Regions from separate parts of the Homo sapiens genome. Here regions 1, 2, 4, 5 and 6 are each linked to region 3. The links are chromatin loops, found by intact Hi-C in ENCODE. Cell type or tissue: dorsolateral prefrontal cortex. All regions are shown on one strand. Region 1 overlaps LHFPL3 (LHFPL tetraspan subfamily member 3). Region 2 overlaps LHFPL3 (LHFPL tetraspan subfamily member 3). Region 3 overlaps LHFPL3 (LHFPL tetraspan subfamily member 3). Region 4 overlaps LHFPL3 (LHFPL tetraspan subfamily member 3). Region 5 overlaps LHFPL3 (LHFPL tetraspan subfamily member 3). Region 6 has its middle 24 kb from the start of ORC5.

Region 1 (5,000 bases), 53 kb after region 3:
GGAAGGTGGGAATTCAGAAATGCTGGGTGAACAGCATTAGTGATGATCACAGTGGCCCATGCAGTGTGCATCTCCTCTTTCTTTTTCCTAGGAGATTGCTGACTTTGGTTAGTTTTCTATCTCTCCTCCATGCTGACCATTAATTTAGGCAAAGCTAATCCCATTTTCTGACACCAGGAGTGGACTTTGATGCACTTAAGCCAAACAAAATAATACAAACTAACTGTGATTGTTTCAGGAAAGAAGACGAGATACAATTCAGGCTAATGAGATGCCATGCAAGGTTTGCAGAAGCTTTTGGGAAACTTTCTTTTCATTTTTTTAGGATATGTTCTGGGAGTAACTCCCCTGCTTTCCCTGGATGTGTGCGAGAAAGCATAGGCATCCACTTTCTGACCAACAGGAGACCCAGTCTCAGGATGGAGCAGACACCATGCATGGTAGAGCAGAGAGACAGATACAACCTAGGTCCTTGATGAAATGATTGGCCACTGGATCAGCCACAGTTAAAGACTGCCTACCTTTGGACTTCTGGTTATCTTAGGCCAAAAATGTCCTTTTTGTTTAAGGCACTTTGAGCCGGGTTTTCTAAGACCTAGCAGTCTCAACCATCCAAACTAATAAGCTGAATTAACTAGATTTCCTGTCATGTCCTTCCTGCCTGATTGGTAGCCCTTGACTCCAATTTGGCCTCATTTTCCGTACCTTACTGGCTGCCTTTTCCTCTACTCATAGGTCACTTGGAAATAAAATATAGATTTACTTCAAACTCCCACTATCACATGCATTTCTTTTCTTACTGACTTCACGGCCTTCAAATACGGCCTCATAATCATTTACTCTCTGTTAGGTTCCTCCAATGACTTGGATCACTCCTAGCCTGTCTTGATTGGCCACCTCCACACTAATGCCAAAAAGGATGCCAGTTCTCGATATCTCTGCTTCTTAAAAAACATGTCCTTTGTCTTGCTAAATTGTGTCTTCCCTACACAATGGTTGAAAACAAACCAGCCCCCCGGTCACACACTCTAAAATACAAAAGGTCAGTGAAGCAGTCCTCCACTGTGTCAGTGCACATGCTGTCACCAGGAGCGTTGTGACTTCAGGACCTGCTTCCTCGAGCCCTAACTTGGGGCTGCACTATTGAGGCCTCAGCAAGCTGATTTAAAGCTGCTATTGAAAAATCCCATCACATCCCATACGTGAGCTGAAGAGTGACAGTGGAGACAATTTCTACAGCACTTGTTACAGCAAAAGGCAGAAGCCCCGGCACTGGGGTGGGCAGGGGTGGGCTTTTAGATCCATATTTCAATGGGTATATTTTAGGTGAATTCTAATAGGAACGAAGTTAACACACTTTGTATGTCTCCCATCCTGGCTCATTTGCTGCCTAAATGTAAGAAGCTATGCCAAAGTAACTTACTCAAGTAGTTTGGGGGAAGTCAGGGACAAGGCAAAGCTATGAGTAATCTAGGAAAAGGAAATATTCTAGGGGCTGTTTGGAGCTAGAGGGAGTGGTGTTATTGATGTGACTGGACATGTGGAGTTTAAATTGGCCTTTTCTGAATTATTAAGAGTTTCTGATTTATACCACAGAAGACCTGAACTTTTTAGATTTACTGTCCTTGTATCCAACAGGGATGATTCCAGAGAGATTTCTGGCAGGTTCTACAAAAATATTCTGAGACTGACAGTTGCTTTGGGGAATAAAAAGACAACGTGTGTCTGCTTCTTTCAGCCCCTCTTCCTTCTCTCTGGCTCATTTTTTCAAGTCATGCAAAGCTTTCCCTAATACAATTGAGGCATACAAACTGTTAGAAGAATCGCTGTCTTAATGAACATCATTTAAGGAAGAGGGGAAGAAAGAAAGAGGCGAGGGACGGGGAGAGAGAACAGAAGCCTGTTATCTTGCTGGTTTGGCTTCCTCTCATCCAGAAGGCTGACTTTCCGGCAATGGGAAGGAGGATGGGTCAAATTATGGTAATTAGGATCTTGTGTGGCAGCTCGTGATGTGCATTTCCTTCATTTCATTGTTTCTCTTCATGTTTGCTGGAAGACCAAATAATACACTTCTATGTTTGTGCCAAAGGATTATTCTTGGGATTCAGAAGACGAATGGCCATCAGAGAGCATGTCTGGCCCATCTTTCCGGAAAGGTTTTCAGTGGGATGAGGCAGGTGGCTTAGTAGAATCAGGTGACTTGTTTCTAGGGGACTTTAGACGCTTTAGAAGAAAATAAAAAGGTTTTAAGAACTTCTCTGTGGATCTGTTATCCAGGTGCTAACCACCTAGTTGGATTATTATTATTTTTCCTTCTTCCTGCTACACATATTTTGTCTTCCAAGAGGCTCAAGTTGTAGGAAAAGCACATAGGGAGATAAGTATAGCTCATTTTCTTATCCAAAGGAGGTTGCAGTAATTTCTCCTATTAGAACAGCAAATTCCCTCCAACCCAGACCTTGGTCTTTTCCCATCCATTGTGTGACGTGATTGGCAACTTCTAAGTGACGACACAGAGGCTGATTCTTTCTAACTGCCAATCAGTCACGGTGCAGGTCACCTTTAAATTCACTTTATATTAAACAAGAAAAGAAAGGAACTGCTTGAAACACTGAACTGCTTGATTAGATGGAAATTCTTGTAGCCTATTTTAATGGAACCATAATTTCCAGCAGCTATTTTTGAGAAGAAACTATTAAAGAAACATTGGCTCTTGAATTTAATGTGATCGCACACATCACTAGCTGTGTGATGAACATCTGCTTTTAAAGTAGGGCTCACACTGACAGCCACCGTAATTCTACTTCTTTGCTATCAACATCAGCCCTGTGGTTCCAGTTATTCAACACCATTCCCCATGTGGCAAATTTATATAGCTTTCAGTTCATGCCTTTTCTGGGAAGGCCTGTGGCAACTTTGCCCATGTTTTGATTGTTCTTTGAGTCACAAATAGCAGGAATACCAACGCTATGCATTCATCATGTGCCAATGATGACAGCACCAAGAAGTTTCAGGTCTGGGGTCCTCTGGTCCACTATCTCATTTTGTGAAAGAAACTAGGGTTCAAGTGACCTCCTCAAAATTTGTTGGCTATTTAGAGCAGATTTGTTAAGAGAATGCAGAGGCTTTTTACTGTGTTTTATTGAAGTGTAATGTGTAGTATTATACTTCTATAGTATATAAGAAAAAGTGTGCCGATCATACGTGTATGTTCAGTGAATTCACAAAGTGGGAACATCTGTCTTGCCAGCACCCAGCTCAAGAAACAGCTCCAGTTCCTTTATGCTCCCTTCCCATCCACACCGAGCCTCTCTAAGAGTGATTCCATCTTGACTTCTAACACCTTAGACTAATGTTGCTTGTGTTTAAACGTTATATTAATGGGTCTAAAAATCCCTAAACCAGTTCGCTTTCCACTACCACAGTTTCTTTGGGCACCACCTTCTCCTATGGGAGATACCACAAGAGTTCGAGTTTCAAAAATGAGACTGGGAAGGAAAACCACATTCAATTTTGACATCAGATTTTCATCATAATCAAGTTGGCAGCTCTATAATCTTCCATAGTTAGAGACAAGGCTACTAGAGTTAAGTTGCTAAAAAACCAAACCAAAACAAACCCAGCTCTTGTCTGGTCAGCTGTCAGTGCAGGTCCAGCTGGTTGCTGCTCGGTCACTCTAATGACTGTGAGTGTTAGTTCAAACCATTCTTTAGAAAAATGTGTTACCTTTTTGTGGCTGCTATTGATTTTTACCCTGACATATTATTATTCTTGACAATATTGCTTTTTTACCACTGACATCTTAGTAAACCCAGAGTCAGAAATATCACTGGACTGCTTTTAAAATTTCTTCACAATGAAAAACCAGCTTTCTACATCTTATTTCCTGTAACGCAAAGCTAGCCTTTCTGTTTGCCTGCTTTCATGTTGATTTAAACACTTGGTTTTCTGTTACAAATATTTCCCACCTCTCCTCTGTTTTTCCCCTCTTTTGTCCAGGAGGTGATGTAAATGTACATGCTTTATTAACCACCCAGTTGCGCAAGGATGTTCTGACTGCATCTTAGAAATGCTAGCAGGGCCAGGCGCGGTGGCTCACGCCTGTAATCCCATCACTTTGGGAGGCCGAGGTGGGCAGATCACCTGAGGTCAGGAGTTTGAGAACAGCCTAGCCAACAAGGTGGAACCCCGTCTCTACCAAAAATACAAAAATTAGCTGGGTGTGGTGGCAGGTGCCTGTAATCCCAGCTACTCAAGAGGCTCAGGCAGGAGAATCACTTGAAACTGGGAGGTAGAGGTTGCAGTGAGCCAAGATCATGCCATTGCACTCCAGCCTGGGCGACAAGAGCTAGACTCCATCTCAAAAAACAAAAAAAATGCTAGCAAATAGCAGGATCCGATGCAGACTGATGGTCAGCTCACAGGAAACATCAGATTTCCATCTTTTGGTCACACATCCTTCTTTGCACAGTCAGATACTTCCCAAAGCAGTTTTTTTATGTACTGAAAGAAAGATAAGTAGATGCAGAATTGAGTTTACCAGCTATCCAAACTCAGCATATTTGTGGATCATCTCATTTTTCTGCTCTATAAGTTACCGAATATGAGAAAACCAGAATATATCCTCCCTGTCTGGTAAGTGAAGGGGGTAAAGTTATAGTAGCAAAAACAAGGTACAGGAACAAAGTGCTTGTGGGAGCTCTCCAGGAAACATTATATACAGCCTCGTACTCTCTTACCCAGAGGCAGCAGTCTCGAGGAACTGTAAGAGCCAATAGTGAAAAAGCTATTTAGTCATGGATGGTACCATGTCAAGGTGAACTAAAATAAGTAGCCATGACGGAGATAATTAATTCATCTGTAATAGAGTCTGGACTCACGGAGAATTCTAGCAGTTTTTGGATTAAATTGGGTGAGACACTTGCTATGGCTTCCAGGCCAGAAGCTGGCCAGAAAGGAGTTTGCTTGGAATTTTTGTTTTTATTTTTATTGGCTGTCAA
Region 2 (5,000 bases), 54 kb before region 3:
GCTGGTCACGGTGTGCCATATTTGGGCCAAAAGGAAACAGCCTGTTAGGCTTTACATCACAGAGCACTTTATTTTTTATTTATTTGTTTTTATTTTTATTTACTTTTGAGATGGAGTCTCACTCTGTCACCCAGGCCAGAGTGCAGTGGCATGATCTTGGTTCACTGCAACCTCTGCCTCCCAGGTTCAAGCGATTCTCCTGCCTCAGCCTCCCCAGTAGCTGGGATTACAGTCATGTGCCACCACACCTGGCTGATTTTTGTGTTTTTAGTAGAGACAGGGTTTTGCCATGTTGGCCAGGCTGGTCTTGAACTCCTGACCTCAAGTGATCCACCTGCCTCGGCCTCCCAAAGTGTTGGGATTATAGGCATGAGCCACTGTGCCCAGCCGAGGTTTTGCGTCACAGAGCCCTTTAAAACACAAGATAAGATATGGTTTCTGAATGTGTGCTAGAAAATCCTCTGGATCATTCTGTTGTTGTTTTTGGTATGTTCCCCCTTGTTTTTCAACACACTTAAAAAAATCGTATCCACATTATGATCTTAATGAACTTCTCTCAGCAAGAGAACTCACGGTTACTTTAATATACCCAGACTACACAGAGGATAATTGAAATATGATCATGTCATAATGATGATTAGTCTATAATGATTATCTGAGATTGAGTCATGCTGGCAGAAGCCCTACGGAAAGGAATACTTTCTTTAGATATTATTAAAAGCAAAACAATCAACCACTGTGGAAAGCAGTTTGGAAATTTCTCCAACAACTTAAAACAGAACTATCATTCAACCCAGCAATCCCATTAGTGGCTATATGCCCAAAGGAAAATAAATCCTTCTACCAAAAAGACACATGCACTCATATGTTCGTTGCAGCACTATTAACAATAGGAAAGACATGGGATCCACCTAGGGGCCCATTAGTAGTGGACTGGATAAAGAAAATGTGGTACATATACACCATGGAATACTATGTGGCCATAAAAAATTGGCTGGGCATTGTGGCTCATGCCTGCAATCCCAGCACTTTGGGAGGCCAAGGTGGGCAGATCACTTGAGGTCAGGAGTTCGAGACCAGCCTGGTCAATATGGCGAAAACCCATCTCTACTAAAAATACAAAAATTAGCTAGGCATGGTGGCAGGCACCTGTAGTCTCAAGCTACTTGGGAGGCTGAGGCAGGAGAACCACTTGAACCCGGGAGGCAGAGGTTGCAGTGAGCTGAGATCACACCACTGCACTCCAGCCTGGGTGACAGAGCAAGACGCTGTCTCAAAAAAAAAAAAAAAAAAAAGTATAACTAGAAGGATGAATAGGGAGACCACAGAGGGCCATCTATGTGTGTGTGGGGCAGGGGAAAACGGGGTCAGGAGGGTAGTCCTCATTTTCTTGAGGTTCTCAAGTAAGTACACTCCTAATTTCATAATAGAAAAGCCTGCTTTGGTGTGAATCATTTGTTGGCATCCATGAACCAGAGACTCCCTGTTTCTCTCTCCTTGGTGCTAAGCTGCCTGGTTTGACTTTATGACATCACAGGATGAAGGAAAAGTAAGATTGCCAAGAAGGAAGTACATGTATCTAAGGCTGCATCCCAGTCAGGGTAAGACCTGTTCTCAGTGGGCTGGGAAGGGAGCAGTGAGTGTTGGAAGGACTTTAGATCAGACCCCAGGGTAGTGACACCCATACCTGCGGGAGGTAGAGGGGAGAAGGAAGCCTCCGGCAGGGCAGATGTCTCCCTGGGAAGATCCTCAGCTCTCTTACAGGAAGGTTCCGGGAACATTTGCGGCCAGTTTCACAAAACTTTCTCTTTCTCCTTCATCATCTGGGCCCACAGCCTGGGGCCTGACCCTAACAGGTCATTCATCAACAACCCTTCTTGAATCTGCTCTGGTCTTGGGTCACCCGTGGCCTTCATATGGCCAAATCCCTCATTAGATCCCTCGCTGTAACTTCACTCTTTTTGTTTTTCTTGAGACAGAATCTCACTCTGTTGCCCATGCTGGAGTGCAGTGGCGTGATCTCGGCTCACTGTAACCTCCGCCTCCCTGGTTCAAGCGATTCTCCTGCCTAAGCTTCCCGAGTAGCTGTGATTACAGGTATGCGCCACCATGCCCAGCTAATTTTTTATTTTTAGTACAGATGGGGTTTCACCATGTTGGCCAGGCTGGTCTCGAACTCCTGAGCTCAGGTGATCCACCCACCTCGGCCTCCCAAAGTGCTGGGATTATAGGAGTGAGCCACCGCACCCGGCCTAATCTCACTATTGATTAGTCAGTCCTTCATTCCTAAAGCTCTCTTCTTCTTCTCCCTCCTCCCCCTCCTCCTCCTCCTCCTTCTCCTCTCCCTCCTCCTCTTCCTCCTCTTCTTTTTGAGACAGGGTCTTGCTCTGTGACTCAGGCTTCTTGACTACAGCGGCACAATCATAGCTCACTGTGGCCTCTACCACCTCCAGGCTCAAATGATCCTCCCACCTCAGCCTCCCACATAACTAGGACCACAGGCACGCGTTACCATGCCCAGCTAATTTAAAATTTTTTTTTATAGAGATGGGGTCTCATTATGTTTCCCAGGCTGGTTTCAAACTCCCGGACTCAAGTGATCCTCCCACCTTGGTCTCCTGAAGTATTGGGATTACAGGCATGAGCCACTGCACCTGGCCATTAAAGGTTTCTTCTTTGTTGAGTATTGTCAACTCTGGGACTGTACTTCTGACCCACAGTATCTGTGGTGGGCAGGGAGCTGAGAAGTAAGTGGGAAAATGAAAGTGTGAAGCCAGTGAGCCAGGCCTGGAATAGGGTGAGGCAAGTGAGTGTCTAGGGTATAAAATTTAAGGAGCTCACTTGCAGGGTCATGCAAGTGTGAGGTGAGTGCTTCTTTAAAACTTGCAGGGCCAGTCGTGGTGGCTCATGCTTGTAATCCCAGCACTTCGGGAGGCTAAGGTGGCAGGATTGCTTGACCCAGGAGTTCAAGACCAGCCTGGGCAACATAAGGAGATGCTGTGTCTACAGAAAATAAAAAAAAATTAGCCAGGTGTGATGGTGCACACCAGTGGTCCCAGCTATGTGGGAGGTTTAGGTGGGAGGATCGTTTGAGACCAGGAGGTCGAGGCTGCAGTGAGCCATGAACGCACCACTGCACTCCAGACTGGATGACAGAGCAAGACTGTCTCAAAAAACAAGCAAACAAACAAAAAAACAAAAAAGCTTGCCCCCTAGGTACCTAGCTTGCCTCACCCTAATCCCAGCCTTGCCCATGAGTGCATGCTGCTCATCAGAAGGCGTGCTGGGAATGTTTGCTTGGATTTGAGTTACTTAGACACTGCGACCAGAGCATATTTTTTCTTCCTACTGCATGACACCACCACGCAACAGAAACCCCAGGGCATGCAGAAGTTCTGCAGACTCTTAGGCTGAATAATAATAACCAGCTGTGATCAGAACACAACCACTCCCCACAGAATATCAGGAAAACACTTTGTTGGGGGAGTAAAATTAGAATGTTATTACAACTACTTAGATAGTATGCACATGAAGAGTTTTCCACCTGAAGGCTTGGCAAGGACTAGCTCTTCAAACAGATTTGTAAAGAGAGTAAGTGGAAGGAAATAAAAGTCAGAATTTTCCTCTCCAGATGTGGCCATCACTCCTTCAGTCTTAAGACCGTGAGACACGAGGACAATTTGCAGAATTTGGTGGAAGCATCAGTGTGGTGTAATTGCCACCTTGTGAAACATTCTGCTCTTTTAAAAACTTGGCTAACATTTCCCATGCACCATGGATGTTGCCTATCAGGGGAGGTAATTTAAAATATGTCACATTCTCCCAGGTTTGTACAGAGCAGGAATGAATAAATAAGTCATTCAATGCTGCTTTGGATCTTTGTTCAGTCAGATTTGTCCTTGTAACATGTCATGGGCTCGGAGTTGCCCATGTTACATTTCCAAAGGGCTCTTTGCAAATCCTTTTCAAAGCTGTCATTTGAATCACTGCTCATGAGTGCAGCATTTATAATGGCCCTATTGTCCAGGCTATCTAAATGCTACTTGGCTGAATTTTCCACGTGTTTACAGATGTTGAAATGTCTCCTGTGGTTGGTTTCTGCTCATTGTTCCTGTCTGACCTTTTTAATTAGGGTCTGGAGCCCCCACAGTCAGGAGAGCTGACTCCTCCTGTCTCCCTTTGGATCTGACATACCGATTTCAACACAGGAGACGATGGAGGATAATTACTAAAATTATTCTAGCTACTTATGCAGATCTTCGGTGAGAAGGGGCAGAAAATGGCCTAAGAGTCAGGCCTTGATAATTCTGTGCTATTTCTGTATGCAGTGGACAATGAGACTTTGACACAAGGCACAACACTTTCTCATGTGTTTTTTTCTTTGGAAAGTAAGTATTTCACAAGAAGGGATTTCAATTAACTCATGAACGTCTCTTTCTCTTCTTCCACTCATTCCCCTTAAGGAACACTGTGAAATATATTAAAAGCAAGAAAACAGGCACAATTACTTGGCAGGCCTTACCCAGGCACATTGAAAATAGAATGTTGCTGCTGATTTATAAATCCTAATAATATTAACTGTCCAGTTTTGGCATGAAGCCATTCCATATTTTACATAGGTTGAAAGGCTTTTACTATTGAAGCCCAGAAGACAGGTCCATGGCAGGGTGACAGTGTAGCATCCTTGACTCTTAGTGCATTTGATGAGAACTAATAAATTGGCGGCCAGGCACGGCGGTGGCTCACGCCTGTAATCCCAGCACTTTGGGAGGCCAAGGCAGGCAAATCACCTGAGGTCAGGAGTTCGAAACCAGCGTGTCCAACATGGTAAAACCCTGTCTTTACTAAAAATACAAAAATTAGCCAGGTATGGTGGCAGGTGCTTGTAATCCCAGCTACTTGGGAGGCTGAGGCAGGATAATCACTTGAACCCAGGAGGCAGAGGTTGCAGTGAGTTGAGATCACGCCACTGCACTCCAACCTGGGTGACAGAGTAAGAC
Region 3 (5,000 bases):
TCTGGGGAAGCAGTTGTTGGGGCTCAGAAAACAACACCCAAAATGAAGCCCTCAGAAGCAGGCTCAGAAGCAAAAGATCTTCTCTGACCTTCTCTTGCTCTCCTGTCTCCCAGTCCCATTCTCCCCCAAGGCTAGCCTTAGAAACGATAACGGCAAAAACCGCAATTACTTTTATTTATTTATTTTTTGTGACGGAGTTTCACTCTTGTTGCCCAGGCTGGAGTGCAATGGTGTGATCTCGGCTCACCGCAACCTCTGCCTCCCAGGTTCAAGTGATTCTCCTGCCTCAGCCTCCTGAGTAGCTGGGATTACAGGCATGTGCCACCACGCCTGGCTAATTTTGTATTTTTAGTAGAGACGGGGCTTCTCCATGTTGGTCAGGCTGGTCACGAACTCCCAACCTCAAGTGATCCGCCCACCTTGGCCTCCCAAACTGCTGGGATTACAGGCGTGAGCCACCGCGCCCGGCCTAAAAAAACCACAATTACTTTTGCACGAACCTAATAGAATTCCTCTTCCCCAAGGCTGGTCACAGAAACCAGAACCCTTTTTTTCCAAAGCCAGCCATAACATCTAAATATATTACTCTAACTTTCCCTCTGCTCTATCTGTATAAAAACTGGCCATAAAGGAATTTTCTGATCCACCTTGTTTGACTATGGGCCATAAGGCCCCCATTCCAGGGAGAGTCCTGCCCCACATCCAGAAGGAAGGAATGCTGGCTCAGAGAGGCCAAGAAGAATCTAGACAGAGAGGCCCTGCTGGGTTTCCCCACTCAGTCTATTAGCAGTAGATCCTAACCTTTTTGTCCAATCACATTTCTATATGGCTGTCCCTACTTTGTTGAACCTCTGCATAAAAATGGGCAATTTCTCCTGAATCTTTGGATCTTCATTCTGAAGGCTCCCAGGTATACATGTTAAATAAATTTATATGCCTTTTCTCTTATTAATTAATCTGCCGCATGTCACTGACTTTTCAGTGAACCTTAAGTGGGCCAAGGGCCTTGGCCCCCACACAGTGCAGGGCCACCCAGCCCCCAGGAGCCAGGCTGGTCTGTGCAGGGCCCTGAGGGAGCAAATTAATGTGTGTCTCTGTCAGATGGCTAGGCTCTGTTGGCTGGTTCTTCAGACTCTCGGGAGCTCAGTTAGTTTTGGGGTTTCCTCTATGGCAAGACATGAAGGCCTGGCCAAATCTAGAGCTTCTAGTAGTTCTCAGAACTAAGCTGGAGTAACTAGAAGCAGAAAAGAAGGCAGAGTTGGCTGGGCACAGTGGCTCACACCTGTAATCCCAGAACTTCCGGAGGCCGAAGTGGGTGGATGGCTTGAGCCCAGGAGTTCAAGACCAGCCTGGGCAACACAGTGAAACCCCAACTCTACTAAAAGTACAAAAATTAGCCGGGTGTGGTAGCACATGCCTGTAGTCCCAGCTACTTGGGTGGGAGGCTGAGGTGGGAGGATTGCTTGACTCCAGAGGTGGAAGTTGCAGTGAGTTGAGATCACGCCACTGCACTCCAGCCTGGCAATCTGACAAACCGGGTGACAGAGTGAGATTTTGTCTACAACAACAACAACAACAACAAAAAAAAAACCAAAAAAACAAAAAAAGGCAGAGTTCTCATCATCACCATGGCTAACTAGGAAGCCAGCTTGGCATATTCGCATGCTGATATGCCACCAGGCCTCCAGGCTGATATTTTAGGATCTCAGGCCATAGATGTGCCCCTTCTTCTGAAATATTTAGAAAGTATTTCAGGCTGAGGCTTGCACAGACAGTGGGGTGCTTTGCTGTGGCTCAGGGGCAGCCCATAGGACTCCTTTCCTCCTCCTTTCCCCTTCTCCTTTTCCCTTCCTCTCCCTCCCTCCCTTTCCTCAGACACCTGCAGTTTCCAATTTGGTCACTAGAGGGCTCAGCAGGACAATGATTATCCTAGGAAGGGGCAAAGAAGGACCTGCAAGAAGCCTGAAACCCACCCCCAACTCCAAGCTGGCTGTTTTTTGGGGGCTCTCCAGCAAAGGGAGAACTAAGGCAAAGAGCTCGTGACTCTTGCCTGCCTGCCCATCATCATCAGCGGGAAGACCAACTAGTCTTGTGTGGCTGCCCAAGAATGCCATTTTCCTCTTCAAACAAACAGTGCTACCGTTGTCACAGGAGAAGGAATGGTAACACCAGGGCAGTGATAGTTGCCAAGAAGGGCCTATAGTCCCCTTCCATTATCTCCAACAGCTGCTTCCCTCAAATGACATGGTGGATTGTCATCTTTCAATCTCATGTGAAGTGCCATGCAGAGGCGGCATCAAGAGTCCTCTTGTACAACCCTTCCAGCCAGATGAGCTGCCTCTCATTCCCTTCTCTGCCAAAATTCTGGAGCTGAAATTCTATCCTGGTAATACTTTCTGAGGCCATAGCTCTTTGTGGTGCTATTTGTCCAGCGCATTAGAACATAAGAAGTACACAAGAAATGATCCACTTCTGTGATTTTCCCTATTCTACCATATCCTGTCCTGCTCCTCCCACCAGATTTCGAATCAGTGTCAGATTCAGGGAAGGCTGCTGCAGACTAGATGTGTTATTTTGGAAAAAGTTGTGTATTCGGCTAAACTTGATATCTGAAAACCCAAATGGACCAAAATGTTAAATCAAGTGATGATTTTTTGCTCTCTAAAAAAGATTCATCATAGCCGGTCACAGTGGCTCACGCCTGTAATCCCAGCACTTTGGGAGGCCAAGGCAGGCGGATCACTTGAGGTCAGGAGTTCGATACCAGGCTGGCCAACATGGCGAAATCTCGTCTCTATTAAAAATACAAAACATTAGCTGGGCATGGTTGCATGTAGCTGTAGTCCCAGTTACTCAGGAGGCTGAGGCAGGAGAATCGCTCAAACCTGGGAGTCGGAGGTTGCAGTGAGCTGAGATCGTGCCACTGCACTCCAGTCTGGGCAACAGAGCAAGACTCCGTCTCCAAGAAAAAAAATTCACCATAAAAATGCCATTTACTTACCATGGAAAGAGAAAGCTCTGTTAAAAAAACGACATTGCATATTTGGTTAATAACTATAATTCCATAATTTTATGTAAAGGAAGGATGTATCTCAAAACTCTGCTGAAAGCTGGCATATGTGGGTTTCTATTCTTGCCTTATTGGCTTTTGAATTATTCTCTGACTGCCTCAGAGACTTCCCTGGCCTTGTTAACTTGGTCAGCAATACACTGAAAAGGAGAGAATGTAACCTTGTTCACCTGTTGGGTCTGCTCAAGTTCCAGAGCCCTGATCAGTGATATCTCAGGAAGAAGAGAAGTACATACCAGCTGGATAACCCCAAACTACTGAAATTGGCAGATTTGAGATGACCAAACCGGAGCTTGCCACATCTATCTGAGTTTGATAGGTCTGTGTAAAGGGCACAGGCTGTGTGCTCCTCATCTGCACTTTCTTCTTCCTGCCCTTGTTCTTCTTCAGTTAGTTACAGAAATTCACAAGGCCCTTGCTCCTGGAGGCTGTCCCCATTTGCAAAGCCTGACTATAACTTTTTTCATAATCCTACAGTGGAAAATGAATATTGCTGAGAGGAAACTGCATGAAAAACAGCCTGAGGTTACTCAGCAAACTTAGCATCATGTACTTTTGAAATCAGCTGCTTTCAAACTCATTTTACAGATGAGGAGCCCAAGAGAGGCAGAGCAACTTTCTCAAGCTCATCCAGATACTTCATAGCAGAGCCAGGACAGGGACCTGGGGTCCTTTTCGGGATGTAGCCTCCTTCACTTTTAAAAGGCTCTCCTGGTAGTGTGCAAGAGATTCTCTTCCAGAGAGAAAGGAACTGGGACATAACACAAAAAGATGCTTTGATGGGAAGAGGAGGATAAAGTTTTAATCCAGGCTCTGCCACCATCTTGGGCAAGTTACTTTCTCTCTTGAAACCTTGGCCATTTTCTATGAATTAAGGGATCTGGAGTCAAGGCTCTATCATCTCTAAGGACTCATCAGCTCTAGAATTCTGTTTCTAAACGATGGGTTGGGTCTCAACACTGCAGGGGTGTGGGCAGTGCTCAGTCATATCTCATGAGAGCCCCTCTAATTTTACATTCTTGTCATCTCTTCCAACTAACTTGGGAAGTTTCCTGCAAACTCACATTCAACACACAACAGAAACTTCAGTGAAATTGAGAACAAGAGGCAGTTCCAACCCTGCAATCACAGTCAGGATCATATTTTAAATGTTCCAGGTACGCTGTTAGGGACAAATCCCTCCTTCCCAATTTATTCTGTAAATCCAGTTTATCACATATTGAAATCACTCAGTTTGGATATATAGGTAATGGAAAATCAAGGAACACCAGAAGGAATTGTGTGTGTGCCCATGTGTGTGTATGTGTGAACAGTACAATGAAGGGCCACTAGAGTCCATATCTGGCTTGGAACCCATTATTCTTTTTCCTTCGTAGTCACAGTTTTGTTCCACATATATACGTGTTTCCATCGCATACATATGTGTACACAGGAAAATAATACATGAGAAGATGGCCTCTTTTCTCCGTGGCTCATTTTAGCCCTGTTACTTGGCACAATGGTGTTTGCTTTCACTTAGCATTCACTCTATGGAGACGCCCACAGCCGTAATCCACCAAAGGGTGGTGGCCCCAGAGAACACTGCATAGCAAAGGACAAGGTTTGTACAGAGATGCCCACATGCGTGGTTCACACTGTAGTAGTATGTTGCAGTGAGAGTGTGGACACATGCCTAGAATCCTAAAAGCTGATCATCCAAGTGCTCATTGTCAGAGAACAATAACCAAACACATCCCCCAGGACTCCCCAGCTCCTTCCCAGGGAGGTGCCAGGCTGACAGCTGCAAGTGCCAGGGATTGTGGGAGAGAGAAGTAAAAATATAAAATCAGGAACAAAGACAGAAGATTTATGGCTTGAAAGCGGCAGTTTCATGCGGCTCAAGTGCTAAGCGCTGAAAGCGGGAATCAGAAAACAGCGGAGAAAACATGCG
Region 4 (5,000 bases), 200 kb after region 3:
ATTTCACAGAAATAAAGCTCAGAATCATAATTCCTCATTGTGCATACTTGGAGTGCTATTTTTCTTCACTCACAATGATGTTGATGATAGCTTAAAGAATGTTAATAGCGATTAGGGCGTGCTATAGAAAATAAAACTTGGAGTCCTTGGTGAGCAACTAGTGACTCAAGTGGAAGTGAACAAATTCTTTAAAATGCATGTTTGTCAACGGAATAGCTGATTTACTAGCCCACTTACAATACAGCTCAAATTGGGTTGTTGGTGCACATAATGTACTTAGGCTTCACATCAGTGTTATTACCTCTTTTTTATGTAATCTGGGAAATGAGGCTCACAGAGGTTAAGTGCCTTGTTCTTGGTTATTTGGTAAGTAAGAGGTGGTGTCTAGAGTAAAACCTAGTCCTGCCTGAGGGTGAAGCCTCATGTCTCACTACACCTCATTGTCTGGAGAGCTATGGGGGAGCCTATCCAGGAGAATTAAAGTCCTATTCCAAAGCACATCAGCATAGGTGTATTGTACTTTAAGAAAACCCAATCCAGCACTTTGGGAGGCCGAGGCGGGCAGATCATGAGGTCAGAAGATCGAGACCATCCTGGCTAACACAGTGAAACCCCGTCTCTACTAAAAATACAAAAAATTAGCCAGGTGTGGTGGCGGGCGCCTGTAGTCCCAGCTACTCGGGAGGCTGAGGCAGGAGAATGGCGTGAACCCGGGAGGCGGAGCTTGCAGTGAGCCAAGATCACGCCACTGCACTCCAGCCTGGGCAACAGAGCAAGACTCCATCTAAAAAAAAAAAAAAAAAAAAAAAAAGAAAACCCAATAGAGCAAATATGTCAGGAGAGTTGCCTCACTTTCCATGAAGATTTAGACATGCACCTTTGGTACATTTTGCTGCATTTATACATGATTTCCTTCACAGAACTACTTCGCATTCTCTTTTTGTCAAGAACACAATTATTGTGAGATCATCTTAGGGAACATAGTACTCATCGAGGAATTTTTTAAAAAATTATTTTCACTGGGCAATTATATTTCATGGATTATATGCACACCATCCATCCTCGTCCAAGTTTTGTTTCTAATGCACTTTTGTCTCCCACTTTCCCTTTTTGAAAGCAAAAATAAATAGGCGGAATAGTAAGCTAAACCAAGAGGGTCATTGCTGGGCAAAATTAATCTTTGCAAACCAAAATAAAGCAGTTTTGAAAAAAACAGAGTTGGAGAAATGCATCATTAAACAGAGCTGTTTTTATGGCCAGCCTCATTAGCCATAACCCCGGCCCACCCAGTGAAGAATGCCTGGGTTTACTATGCATATGTGAAATAAGCAAAGCATAAGCTGTGTCTACACAGGCAAAGCGATATGAAGAATTCAGATAATCATGCATAAAATTCAATGGAAAAACCTGAATGGCTGCCTCTTGGTTATGTTGGGAACATTTTTATAGAAAGATCACAGTGGAGACAAGGTCTGGGAACTGCAGAGGGGCTGTGGGGTGGGGTGGTGTAATAGAGAAGAGACCTGGGTTAATGGTCCTCAACACTATTTTTCAAAACCACTTAGGAGCTTTAAAAACATGCCAATAGCTCAAGATTGATCTGGCATGAAGCTTGGGCCTCCTGTAGTTTAAAAGCTCCTCAAGGTGATACTTACGTTCAGCAGGGCCGGGAAACCACTGGGATAGATGACAGACACATGGGCAGCAGGGAGGGGGAGGAATGTCCCAAGCGGGAGCAACAGGCACTAACAAGGGAGAAGAGTCTGCTCCAAGGCCTCCCTCACAGCTCCACAGCTAAGTATAAAGCCATGACTCCTGCTGGATATCACATACTGCTGAATATCAACGAGTCCTTCTACCAAGAAAATTCAGTCTTAAACATCATAAAGTGCTCAGCTTGGCACTTTATGAAGAAAATGCTCCTAACTGAGTCTTAGGACAGATTCCAGGTGTTGCTTTCCTGGGAGCGGGCATGGATGCTGCCAATGCATCCTTGCTTTTTCCTGTGTCGGCTTTCATATAATCACCCAATAATATTTATGTGCCTGTGTTACAGGCAGTTTATGAAAAAGGAGTTTCTGTGAAACTGTTGGGTTAAGGAAAGTTAGTAAAGCACTCTCACAGCATTGGCAGGCAACATTTGGGTTAGTGTTTGCACAAGGGCTATGGGAAAGAGGATGTGGAGGGGGGCATGAGGTTTTGCACCTATAGCCATGGGATCGATCACTCTACAGATACAGTTCTGAGTTTTGCTAGAAAGATCCAGCAAACAAAACTGTAATTAATGACTGCATCAGTGAAATATTTGTCTGGTAATAAATGAGGTACTTGGTAATTAGCATTTTGACTAATCTGTGAAATCAATGACCAGCTATTTTGACAACTGTCAGTTCAGAAATGAGAAAAGTTTTTTTTATCAATGGCTATACTCTCCCCATAGAGTTAACACTTAGCAAAGAACTAGTAGTTGACATCCGTTAATGATGCTTGGATTTGAACTACATTAGCTTATCGAAGCTCACCAATAGATTTCTCAGGGTTTCTCATGGATAAGATCATGGTTCAATAGCCACCCAAGAAAATCCTGCAAGTTTCACCACGTAGGATGGGAGTTCCTTTGTAAATGAGCTATGCCCTGGCATTTTTGGAAGCTTTACACTGAAGATGGAGCCCCCTGCTGGATCTTGCGCAGGTGGCCTAAATCTAAATTTAAGCAAAACCAGTAGTTTTCAGCTTTGGTTGCCCACTAGAATCATCTGGGGAGCTTTTAAAAAGCCCAGGCTGCATCTCAGACCAAATAATTTATTTCCTTTGGGGTGGGGTCCAGGCTCTTTGGGTGATTCCAGTGCACAGCCAGGGTTAATCTCTACTGACCGCAAGCCCTCTGTGGGGCACTCAATTTCTTTACTGCTCTAGTTTTACCCTGGAGATTGCAAGACTTAAATTTCTAGGAACTCTTCAAGAAAATCCATACAAAAATATACAGTGTAGGTATCTAATGTGTAACAGTCCTTGTGCTAGTAGTAGTAGTAGTTAAGAGTAACAACAAGAATAATACTGAAATTATCTATTACCTCATTTAATCAAAAGAAAAAGTGTTTGAGGTAGGTACTATTATTACATCTATCTTAAAAATGAGAAAACTGAGTCTTATGAAGCTTTCATGAATCTCTGGGAAGGCTCAGAATTTTTATTTACCATGTCCCTTTTTTATTTCCTGCAGGAAAGCTTGGTAAAGAAGGGGTCAGAAGGAAATGAAACCAGAAGGCCTGCCCTCCTATAGAGAGAGCCAGATGAACAAATTAGGCTCTACCAAAAGGAGAGATTTGGTGGATCCAATTTTATCCGAAGTTTAGACTTCAGATTCATGCCCCCTCTGCAAAGTAGAAACAAAGCTGATTCTATTTGAAAAATATAGAAAACAAAAGACATAAATAAATAACCTTAAAAATTCTTGGCCAAATATCACTAAAGTTAGACTAAAAAGAAGGTAAGCTTTTAACTTTGTAAAACTGGAGAAAACTGAAAAATCACTGTGTATCACAAGATTAAAACAATAACAACAACACAATGACAGCTCAAGAAGCAGGTGCTGGGTTATAGTTGTATAATCTTTTTACATGTGGAATGCCTGCTGGTAAAGGGGGAACCTTCAGGGGCTTAGGCTTCCACCAGCTGCCTTCTGACGGATCTGGCAGCAGATGGAAGCCTGATGCTCTCCAGCCTTCTCCTGTCGCACCCTGCATGTGAGAGTGGGGGCCCAGGCTATGGGAAGGAACCAGAGAGGAGGGCAAGCAGTGGCTGTATTTCTGCATGGAGAGGTAAGAATCTCTACATTTATTAATAAGGAGGAGAAAGGAGAGAAAAAATTCCCAAGTGAGAAGCTTCATTTTGTAAAAACAACTTATACTGAGCTCTAGAAATTGAAGGGGGAAGTAAACAAAAATTTTCAGTTGGAAACATTCTTATTTATGTTTGTTCTCTACCATATTTATTCCAGAACAACCAGATTACTCTAGGGGAGGAATAGCAAATAAAGCAATTTGTGAATCTTGGAAGTTATGTTGGTCAGTAGAAAATCTCTGTGTGAAGTAATTTAAATACTGCTCCTGAAGAATCTTTAAGAGTCATAACCTAGGGCCAGGTACGGTGGCTCACGACTGTACCTGGGAGGCTGAGGTGGGCGGATCACTTGAGGCAAGGAGTTCGAGACCAGTCTGGCCAAGATGCTGAAACCCTGTCTCTACTAAAAACACAAAAATTAGTTGGGTGTGGTGGCACACACCTGTAATTCCAGATATTTGGGAGGCTGAGGCATGAGAATCGCTTGAACCTGGGAGGCAGAGGCTGCAGTGAGCTGAGATTGCACCACTGCACTCCAGTCTGGGTGACAGAGCAAGACTCTGTAAAAAAAAAAAAAAAAAAAAAAAAGTAATAACATAAAAATCTGTTATTTTTATTGTCCATTTTGTTATGTCTGGGCATAAAACTTGGGTTGCTTTTCATCACTTATGTATTACTTCAAAAACATCAGCTACTATTTTGAGGTATAGATAACAGATACCTATCACATCCATGAAAAGTCATTTTCTTCGGTAATCACCTACATTTCATACAGGGGAAAGTATTTTTTTCTATACCTATAAATAATAAAATGAAGTTCTGATAGAACCGAATCTTTCTGAGAATGTGAACAGGCAATCTTGTGAACATTTTAACTGGGGACTTTCTAATCTCTCCAATTTGTTTCTCCTATCATATAAAGCTTTCCCCCTCCCCTCAATTTAAGAAGGAATTTGTCATGGAAACCACAGGCCAGAGCGCATCAGCAGAGTGACTATCCACTAAAGAAATCCTCTCATTTTTCATGTAATGGAAACTTCCAAGAAAGGGAAGTGTATACTCAAATACTACTCTTTCTCCAAAAGAAATCTGTTCTGATTCTCTGGTATACCTCTAACGAAAATGGAACAAATGATGGCTACTTATTGAGAGATAAT
Region 5 (5,000 bases), 80 kb after region 3:
CGAGTATTTAAGTCCAGCATTTGTGTGTACATGAAAAATTATTTGGATATTCTCAGAGAAAGCTCTGCTATGTAAATGCCAGTGTTAATGGTATACTTCTCCAATCTTTTACCTTCTCTTTATTGAGACCATGAGCAGGCAAGTAACTCAGCTATGTTTTATAGAACCTGTTTCTGTTTGTGATTCCACTTCTTTGGCTCCCTGCACTCCAAACTCAAAATGAGTGTCAGCCTCTTAGAGCCTCAGAATTTTTAGTTGCTCATATGCTACACTTGTCTTCTGTTTGGGGTCATATAATACATCCCTCCATGGCATTCAGAGGAAGTGATCTACCTTTTTCCTTTAAGTCTCCTGAAGTAACTATGCAACCTTCCTTGATAACTCTGTAAGAGATACAGTGTATTGTAGTTCCAGAATATCTCGTACCAGGCTGACTCTGGCTTTCTGGCTGAGCCTTAAAGGTAAATGGGGGTTTGGGAGAAACCCTTTTTCTTAGCCCTTGATATGTTAAATAAAGAAATTCAGAAAATCCTATATTGCTTATAAGCAATTGTCTTGGTGCAAAATTTTGTATGTCAAAAATAAAATGTTAATTTTTTCCTGTTAGATTGAACCATATGAAATTGCTATTTTTTCCACCTTCAACCATGTCCCCGCAAATGACGTAAACTCATCCTTTTTTTATGGCTGCATAGTATTCCACGGCATATATGTGCCACATTTTCTTTATCCAGTCTATTATTGATGGACATTTGGGTTGGTTCCAAGTCTTTGCTATTGTGGAAACCATCATTCTCAACAAACTATCACAAGAACAGAAAACCAAACACCGCATGTTCTCACTCATAAGTGGGAGTTGAACAATGAGAACACATGGACACAGGGAGGGGAACATCACACACCGGGGCCTGTCGGGGGTTGGGGGGGCTAAAAGAGGGACAGCATTAGCAGAAATACCTAATGTAGATGACGGGTTGATGGGTGCAGCAAACCACCATGGCACGTGTATACCTATGTAACAAACCTGCATGTTCTGCACATGTACCCCAGAACTTAAAGTATAATAATAATAAAAAAAGAAATTGCTATTTTTATAGGTCAAAAAGTTTTAGTGTTGGCAATTTTCTCTGGTTCAACTTAATAGATGTATACTTTCTTTAACAATCCTACACTTGAGAATTTGGGCTTTAGGCTGTTTAAGGAGAATGCCTTGTACTTTGAAAGGCAAAAAAGAAATGGACATTAATGTTTTGCTGAAATATGTCTTTTTGTCTTCAAAACTTGCTCTTCCTGGTCCCTTCTTAATGACAGTAAGAACAGCTGCTCATAGGCCTCTCTGCTCAAACTTGAAGAGTGCAATTGAACACAGCTCAACTGTGCTTCTATAGATAACATGAAGCCAGAAGGCTGCTGGTTCTCTGTTGTATTCACTGGTTAGATGGAAAAAGTAAGTATTTAATGAGAAACTCCTGAGATGTTTGAAATGATAGCTACATCTCTATTTCTTTCCCCAATGACAGAGGGAAATCTGGTTTCTGGATTAACTACTGAATAGCAACTGCAGTCAACAGCTGATGGAATCTTGCAGGAAGACTAAGCTGGTGTTCAGAGAAGTTTTGTTCAGGCATCCCATTTTATTTCACTCATACTATCCAATGGCTGTGTTTGCATGTGGATATGAAAGTATCTGAATATTCTGATTAACATTTGTATGAAGGATTTCTGTCTACTAAAGAGTGCAACAGAATAGACCATCTGGAGAGAGGGCTGTTTCATTCCGATGGAAGGTGGCAACAAAGTTGTCATCTAAAAGGAGGATGCTGGGAGTGGTATTCTGTTCCTGGAAATAAAAGTCAACCTAATCCTTTGTGCCGAGGGCTTTGCTTGCTGGATCGATTTCTCATTGTCTGAAAACTGCCAGTCACAGAAATAATACAACCAGCTGGCTATCTAGCAGGGATTCTGCTGCTAGGAAGAGGAGCATCTGTAGATGACAAAGGGACACTAAGGGTCCTTAGAAATTCCCTGCATTGTCATCTGATACCACTTAGTCACACAGCACCCCTAGGTGTGTGGGTGACAGGGCAGGCTCAAGCCCAACTCTGCTGATTCCATTAATAAAAATGGCCATGCCAAGGGTGATTGCACTCCCTGGAGATGGGAGTGTGATGTCGGTTCACAAAAGGCCAATGATACGTTGCCCTCTGGTGTCAACTTTTTCTTACTGAGGCAAGAAAAAGTGTTCCCAGCAACTTCTCAGACTCCCTCAGCCCACTGACCAGGTCACTGTACTTGCAAACGACATAGAACATGAAGATAAAAACTATAAATCTGAGATATTTCCAGTAAGTCAAAGGAAAGCAGAGGCAATGTTCTTGCTTTTTTTTTTTTTTTTTCACGAGAATAATCACAAGGGTGTTTGGGTATCTGCTTCAGTCTTTCATGAGTATTTTCCATGAAGGCTGATGGGGAAGAAGTCAGTAGCTTCTTTTTCTTTGCTGAAAGAGTCATTATCTCAGAGACTTAGGGATTAGCAAATGGGATACCATGTGATGAGGATGAGAGGATAGAAAACAGTCTGGAAATATTTGCTTTTAGGCAAAGATGAAATCACAAGGTTCATTTATTTCCTTTGTTCTACAATTTCCTTAAAGGCCAAGTCACATGAAGATAATGTAAATAAAAATTACCTTAGGAATGGGAAAAAGAAAAAGAAACCAAGTCTGATGGGTGACTGTTGAGAAAGGGAGTTGGAAGCCACTGAACTCTGGGCTTTTGTTCTCAAGCCAACCCGTGGATTTGGTACTATACTTTGATTAATCTATCTAACTTCCACGTCTTTTTCAATAAAATTTCTCCCTACCTCTTGAGGAAGTTGCAAGATTGGGTTTAATTATTGTTTGTACTTTGAGAGGCTCAAGGAAAGTACTTCGAGATACAAAGCAGTATAAGAAAGGAAGCTAAGAATACTTTTATAAAAGAAGAAAAGTGTACACAGGGTACCTAAATTTCATTTTGGAGGAATGAAAAATGTAAACTTTACCCAGAAACTATATAAATACCAGTCAGAGAGATGCAGATTGCCTTCTGTGGATCACATGATATCGGAGGTGGGGTGATTCCTCTGGCTGTTCCCTGAATTTTCAGATATTCTCTCTAGGTCCTCTCCAAGACAGAAGCAATCTGCCAGAGGCACCTCTGGGTTTGCAGATCCTCTAGCATTCACAGTGTCTTTCGGAGCTCATTCCCTGATTGCAGGGCCAAATGGCCTCTCTCAGCTCCATCTTACCCGGAGCTGCTCTGATCGTGACAGTTTCTATATGACCACTGCTAGTCTTCTCACCAAGGGCACTAACCTAGCAGACTACAGAGTCTGTAAATAATGGTTACTTTGAGAAATGTCACTCTTCAGGAAGTCCTACCTTATCGCATTTAATCAGAACTTTAACTTTTATTATGTTTGTGATAACTTTACTCAAAATTTGAAGCTATTCAGTGATTCTTTCAGCTTTTTAAAAAGAAAATCGAAGTTCCTTATGATAAAGACAAGCAAATTACAATGTTTCTCATGATTATAAACTCTGCTAAATGCAAATAATAATGGAAATAAAATGCATGAATTTGGTGTGCAAACCAAGGCTAAGCTGTTTTGGGTTTGGTGTCCATCAAATTTGAACTTTGCCACAGTTTGGCAAAATAATAGAGCAGAAAAACTTAAGAGAATAGGAAATTACGAGAAAAATAATGGGAGTGGGAAGTGGTGGAGAGAATGCAAGCAGAAAGGAATGTTTGCTCTCTTTCTCATCCTTTGATGTCAACCTTCTGCCACTCATCTGAGGGTCCCAGAATCAGAAGTTTCTTGCACAAGATTAGAAGTATGGTTTTCAAACTGTGTGCCAAGGAACCCAAGAGGTTCTTTTTCAGGGGCTTCCTCATGGTTGGGGAGGAAGACGAAAATCTCCATTCCCTTTTCCCCAGTAATTTCATGGGCTTGGCAGTAAAATGGAATCCTAATGAGAGGGCCAATTATAGTTTTCCAGGTGAAATTTAGCCCATTAAGTATTTTAGTTTTAAAGTTAAGATCATTAGAAAATGTACAAGGTGGAGAAAATCAGCATAGATGAGAAACAATCCAAGTGAAAGATCCTCTTTGCTATTGGTTCATGTCCCTAGTGGCTGGACTTTCTAAGAGGATGTAAGAGCCTTGTCAAAGATAGTGCTCCTTATATTGGCCTCTACCAAAGCCTTGCTCCCATGGCATTCAGACTCTCAAGTCAATACGATTTAGTTTTTGATCATTCCACTCATTGCTCTCTAGATAATCTCCCATATCAACAAAGTTTCTTTTGTTCTCTAGAAAGCCAAGATACCAACAAAGCTCGACATTACCATCCACAGAAACTACTTTAGCATTAGGATCATTCCGTATCATCATATGGATTTCTGTGCCAACTCAGGAACAAATGATGGTATAGCAGAAAAGATATTGAAACAAGCCATACAGCAGGGTTTAGCAAATTATGAGAGCTGACTACAAAACAGGGAAGAACATGGTGAAGTTTCAAAACTATTCCATAGTAGTGGTCAGGAGTGTGGAGGTTGGATGCATTTGATGTTGACCATGAAGGATTGCCAGAACTTGTCCTGAACACTTCTGCACAAGTGTGTGGAGCCTGGACTTCCATCACTGTGCTACAGTAATCAGACATCTGCATTGCATATAAACTGTGGGGAGCGGAAATGCCCACTGAAAGACCTGTTGGGAGAGAATTACAATAATTTAGCCTCTATCATGGGGCTCTGCTCTGCTGCTACAAGGTCATCATGGGAGAAACAACGGAGTATCTTGCAGAAAGTTAGAATTTGGTCCTTTGCCCTTTCAGTATTGCACTTTGTACATGTATAAGCTCAATAACTATTAGTTAAAGATGGTGCAGAAAATGCCTTTGTAATTTCTCTTGGGAAATGGCTTTCTTTGCAAAAGGTAGGTTGAAAGGAAA
Region 6 (5,000 bases), 620 kb after region 3:
AATTCTATAAGGGGTACAAAAATATAGTTACATAGAAGGAATAAGTTCTAGTATTTGATAGTACAGTAGTGAAATTATAGTTAACAATAATTTGTTGTATATTTCAAAACAGCTAGAAGAAAAGAATTGTAATGTTCCCAACACAAAGAAAAAAGATAAATGTTTGAGGTGATAGGTAGCCCAATTGCCCTGACTTGACCAACACACATTGTATATATGCTTCAGACTATTGCATGTACCCCAAATACATGTACAACTATGACATATCAGTAACAAAATACAAAAATATTCTAGATAATACAAACTAACCTGTAGTGATGAAAAGCAAATCAATGGTTGCCTTGATCCAAGCTGGGATGCAAGAGGGTGGAATGATGAAGAGTAATGACAAAACTTCTTGGAGTGAGGATATGTTCATTATTTTGATGGTGGTGATGGTTTCACAGGTATATATTATGTCAAAGTTTATCAAACTGTACCCTTCAAATTTGTACAGTTTATTATATGTTCAGGTACACTTCAAAAATCTCAAGAAATCAACTCAAGGCTAAAACCCAATAAAAATAAGTAAAGGGTATGCATAACCAATTCACAAGGGAAGAAAGCAAATGGCCAATAAAAAGACAAGAAGATACCTTAATTATCAATCAAGACAACTTGAAACAACAAGTTTTAAAAATTATCTTCGCTTATCAGATGAAAAACTTTCAAAAGATTTATAATATCCATTGTTGAGGAGGGTGGGGAGTAACAGGCATTCTCATATGTTGTTGTGGGGTTGTGGATTGAAGGGTAATTTGTATCTATCAAAATAAAAGTTGCATATATCTTTTGATACATTTCTAGGAATCTATCCTATAGAAATAATTACACAAACTAGCAAATATATGTAGAGAAATGTCAACTGCAACATTATATGAAATAATAGTAGCAACAATAAAACCCCCAAACTACGTATCAATGGAATTTTTAAAAATTATGGTAGCTTCAAACAATAAAATATTATGCAGCAGTTAAACAGAATGAGGTAGATACAAACATATTGAATTGGAGCAGTGTCCACAGTTATTCCTAAGTGAAAAAGCAAGATAAAGAGTGATCTTTTTGTTTAAAAAAAAAAGGTTATGCTTGTGTGTATGGGTGCACATATGCATGTAAACAAAATATTTCATCTGGGAAGTATAAAGTATAGAAATAAGGAGAGATTTCCACTTTCTACTTTATATACTTCTAGAGTTTTCAGATTTACATTCTCTTTTTCCCTTATGAAGTTTATGTAAGATTTTATTTATATAAAGCAATATATGTTTTTAAAAAGTGTACTGATGTCTACAGTTGATACTGTATCTTAACCTATTCCCCTATGGGAGAGTCTCTGGAATGCTTAGACTCCTATCAGCTCCCTGCCATCTGCATGTCATTTGTGTCCCATGTTTTACTTCTGTCCCTTTTCAAATCCTTCAAATTAGACATTATCACTATTATTATCATCATTTTTGTAATGTTTTAGATTTATCTGTAAACCACTTTCATCACCATTGCTTCTTGGATTTTAGACCTTCCCTTTCATATCATTTTCCTTCTTCTTGAAGTTAACTTTTACGTGTTCCTTATGTGTAAATTTGTTGGTGACAAACTAAGTTTCTATTTATCAAATTAAATAATTTATTTATTTTGTTCTCATTCTTGGAGGAAGGTTTTCTGCATACAAAATTTGAGTTAGATATGTTCTCTCAGCACTTTGTAGCTATTCTCCCCCTCCTGATCTTCATTGTTGAGGTCAGAAGTCTACTTGCTATTTGTGGTTCCCTGTTAGGTATCTGACTTTCCTCTTACTCTGTCTGTATGATCTTCTGTTTGTTTTTGGTATTCTGCAGTGTGGTGAGATGGATTAAAGTAAATTCTGCAGTATCACATGGCATGGGTGAGGAACAGGCAGTGCTGGGCAACATTCACAGTGAGCAAGAATCTGTGGGTCCCAGTTCTTCCTCTACCCTGTCGAGAGCTATGCCACTGTGGGACACGCGGCCAAGTTGAGGCGAAGAGGCACCCCTCTCCTCTCATGTCTTTTTTTTTTAATTGAGAGAGCATAAGAATAATCTTTTCAGTGGGCCAACTATAGATTACTTGGTGATAGGGAAATGCTCATTTTGATGTTGACTTAATTTAGATGTTAGCTGTTTACAGGAATTTTCTGGGAAACCCAGCTGCCTAGCACTTTAGAAGTCTTGGGGCCAGTAAGAAGTTGCAGCCGTTCCTGTTGCGGGTGGAAGGTAGCTCCTGCCCAAACTAGTTCATTGTCCAGGCAAAAGAGAGTCCTGGAATCTCTATCAGTTACTTTCATTGCGGTACCATCATTCCATCCTCTAACCTCAGCTCTCCTCACATACCTGACACGGGAGGAGAGAGAGTGAGCAGTTATTTGCTTCCCCTTGCACCCCAGGTCCTTTATTTTGGGGTTCGGATATGTCTAATTCACCAGTTGGGGTTTGTTAAATCCCTGAGGGGCAAGGCACATTCTGGGTCCTTTCCTTGTGATGTGAGCAGCTCTCGGGAGCCAGTTGTTATTTTGACTCCAAGGGTGACATCTAGAGGCAGAGCCGAGTAGCTGCAGCGCTACCTTCAGTATCTGAATCTTCCTCTCAGCAATCAGCTGAGGTCCTTTCCCGGGTGACCAGGACTACGGCCAGGGGACAGGGGTCGCGGGCAGAGACTTCTCCCACAATTTCGATCCTTCATTCCCATTTCAGACGGCATTCCGGTCAGACTTGGCCCTCCACTCTGGAAGCCATCAGCAGGGAGTCGTGATGAACTGTCAAGATTTAGCAAAAGACCAAAAACTAAGTCCGGTAAGAAGTGTGCTCCCTGCTTTGAGCATCAGCGACCCCCCTGGAGCGGGAAAGGAGGGCGGATGAAGCAGACGACCAAGCCCCACACGTGTCCTCCAGTCCAAACAGACACGACCAGGGTAGGAATCCTCTGGCTCTCTGCTAGCGCTGGTTTGCAGGGCGGCACCAGGGTTGGGTGGATGGGGCCAGCGTGAGGCCTGGCCGGGTCACACTCACCTTCTAGGACTGGGAGGCTGTGGATTTGGAGGGCAAGGACAATTTCCTTGATCTCTAAGGAGAATCGAATTTCGCCATCCCCAGGACCTTCTTGCCCATTGTCTTCCTCATGGCTTTCTTCCCTCCTCACTGACTTTCCAAGAGGTCCCCCAGTCCCCCAAAAAAACTGCTCCAGCTTTTTTCTTTCCCGTTTACCCAGCCCCAGAAGCTTTCGTGCATCCAGTCAGGGTTTTTCTATCAGTCCTCTGCTTTTTTCTTTCTCTATCCCACAGCTGCAGCTGCCTACGAACACCCAAGGAAATGGGCCCAGAGCCAGACCTCATCACTGTCCTTGACAACCCCTCCACTCAATTGAGGGATTTTCCTAATTTGGCATGCTGTCTCCAGATGGTGCAGCCTCTGGCTCAGGGAAAGCTCACGTCAATACTGTTCAAGAATGGGGAGGGCATGCCTGCCCCCTCCTCTTTGGTCAGTCCAGCAATTTTTCCAGCAATAGTAGGCCCTGCAATTGTTTGATCTTAATCTATGGAGTTCCCATCCATAGATGCTTCTCTCTAGAGGATGTCCATTTTTTTTCTGCCCAGAATCAGGTGACACTACTGACCACCTACCCCTTTTCCAGTCTCCCTGGTTTAATCTAGAAGTTTCAGAATCAGCTTACTGAAAGGCAGTTTGGTAAATACATTAAAAGTCTTCAAACTCTATAGACATTTTGTCCTAGTAATTCCAATTCTAGGATGTTAACCCAAGAAAATAATTGAACACATCAAGATCTATATACAAACATATTCAGAGAAATTTTTATAAAAGGAAAAATTGAGAATAACTTTAAGGTTTAGTTGGTGGTTGGATAAATAAATCACGGTGCACCTATGCAAATGAATTCTATGTAACAGCTATGTTGTAGCCATTTTAAATTACACTGGAGATCTGTAGTTCCTGAAATTAAAACATATTCACAATTTCCTGTAAGGAGTAAAGCAATCTACAAAACAGTACATGTAATATGTTCCTGATATGGTTTGGATCTGTGTCCCTGAACAAATCTCGCGTCAAATTATAATCCCCAGTGTTGGAGGTAGGGCCTGGTGGGAGGTGACTAGATCATGAGGGCAGCTTCTCATGAATGGTTTTCACCATCATGAGATGGTTTAGCATTCTCATAAATGGTTTAGCACCTTCTCCTTGGTGCTGTTCTCATGATAATCAGTGAGTTATCATGTGGCATCTCCCCACACCTTTACTGCTGCTCCAGCCATGTGAAGACAGCTTACTCCTGCTTTGCCTTCTGACATGAGTAAAAGCTCCCTGAGGCCTCCCCAGAAGCAGATGCTGCCATGCTTGTTGTACAGCCTGTGGAACTATGAGCCAATTAAACCTCTTTTCCTTATAAATTACCCAGTCTCAGATATTTCTTTATAGCAATGAGAGGATGGGTTAATACAATTCCCAGTACATGTCTCATTTGACCTTCTGCGCCATTTAACACTGCTGATTATTCCCTTTTACTTAAATCTTTCGTAGTTTTTATGACACCTCTTTCTTCATTCCTAATTTTTCTGTAATTTCTCTGGCTGCCTAGGCCTTCTCCATCTGATACTCCTCTATTTTTTGCTCACTTCTGAATGCTAATGTTTCTCAGGCTTCCATACTCTCCTTCTTTTATCTTCTCATTCTATCCATTCTCCTTGAGTGACTTCACTTATTATATGAATTTCACAACCATCTAAATGTTAATGACTCCTAAATCTAAGTGTTTAGCTCAAATGGCTTTCCTGAGCTCCTGAATCATTTAGCTAACTTGGCATCACCATTTGGATGTTTTCCAGGCCCCTCATATTCTACCTGCCTGAAACAGAATTCATTTTCCCTCTCCTAGTATTCCTGACCTCATGATGGCCACTGCTCCACTCAGTATCCTGGCAGTCATTGTTG

Evidence for each region. Peaks named below come from ENCODE experiments on the same cell type or tissue, not always from the same donor. Only the 100,000 strongest peaks of a DNase experiment are listed, where the experiment ranks them.
Region 1: it touches region 3 in a loop (4-fold over the local background); 3 of 110 quality-filtered maps call a loop at or near these places.
Region 2: a loop joins it to region 3, with 3 times the contacts of the local background. A loop is called at or near these places in 5 of 110 quality-filtered maps.
Region 4: it touches region 3 in a loop (5-fold over the local background); 24 of 110 quality-filtered maps call a loop at or near these places.
Region 5: it touches region 3 in a loop (7-fold over the local background); 10 of 110 quality-filtered maps call a loop at or near these places.
Region 6: a loop joins it to region 3, with 3.0 times the contacts of the local background. A loop is called at or near these places in 71 of 110 quality-filtered maps.

What each region holds. Positions count from the first base shown.
Region 1 is chr7:104,792,275-104,797,274 of GRCh38, reverse strand. The region is part of intron 2 of LHFPL3 (LHFPL tetraspan subfamily member 3); the gene reads right to left. It overlaps LHFPL3-AS1 (LHFPL3 antisense RNA 1), which reads left to right. Exons shown (of 4, transcript NR_034141.1): 4 at 326-769. Among named protein-coding and RNA genes, the nearest start is that of LHFPL3-AS1, 9.3 kb to the left of the region's middle. In dorsolateral prefrontal cortex, no CTCF peak of the experiment used is centred here; a DNase peak (open chromatin) is centred at 1,979; H3K4me3 peaks cover 484 bases; H3K27ac peaks cover 3,527 bases.
Region 2 is chr7:104,899,758-104,904,757 of GRCh38, reverse strand. All of the region lies in intron 2 of LHFPL3 (LHFPL tetraspan subfamily member 3), which reads right to left. All of the region lies in intron 3 of LHFPL3-AS2 (LHFPL3 antisense RNA 2), which reads left to right. Among named protein-coding and RNA genes, the nearest start is that of LHFPL3-AS2, 24 kb to the left of the region's middle. In dorsolateral prefrontal cortex, no CTCF peak of the experiment used is centred here; no DNase peak of the experiment used is centred here; H3K27ac peaks cover 2,598 bases.
Region 3 is chr7:104,845,491-104,850,490 of GRCh38, reverse strand. The region is part of intron 2 of LHFPL3 (LHFPL tetraspan subfamily member 3); the gene reads right to left. Among named protein-coding and RNA genes, the nearest start is that of LHFPL3-AS1, 44 kb to the right of the region's middle. In dorsolateral prefrontal cortex, CTCF peaks have their summits at 1,694 and 1,900 (motif pointing right); DNase peaks (open chromatin) are centred at 1,900 and 4,730; H3K4me3 peaks cover 829 bases; H3K27ac peaks cover 3,276 bases; H3K27me3 peaks cover 533 bases.
Region 4 is chr7:104,641,466-104,646,465 of GRCh38, reverse strand. All of the region lies in intron 1 of LHFPL3 (LHFPL tetraspan subfamily member 3), which reads right to left. Among named protein-coding and RNA genes, the nearest start is that of LHFPL3-AS1, 160 kb to the left of the region's middle. In dorsolateral prefrontal cortex, a CTCF peak has its summit at 2,658 (motif pointing left); no DNase peak of the experiment used is centred here.
Region 5 is chr7:104,765,537-104,770,536 of GRCh38, reverse strand. All of the region lies in intron 2 of LHFPL3 (LHFPL tetraspan subfamily member 3), which reads right to left. Among named protein-coding and RNA genes, the nearest start is that of LHFPL3-AS1, 36 kb to the left of the region's middle. In dorsolateral prefrontal cortex, a CTCF peak has its summit at 2,213 (motif pointing left); a DNase peak (open chromatin) is centred at 2,190.
Region 6 is chr7:104,229,199-104,234,198 of GRCh38, reverse strand. No RefSeq gene overlaps it. Among named protein-coding and RNA genes, the nearest start is that of ORC5, 24 kb to the right of the region's middle. In dorsolateral prefrontal cortex, CTCF peaks have their summits at 2,388 and 2,589 (motif pointing left); a DNase peak (open chromatin) is centred at 2,598; H3K4me3 peaks cover 839 bases.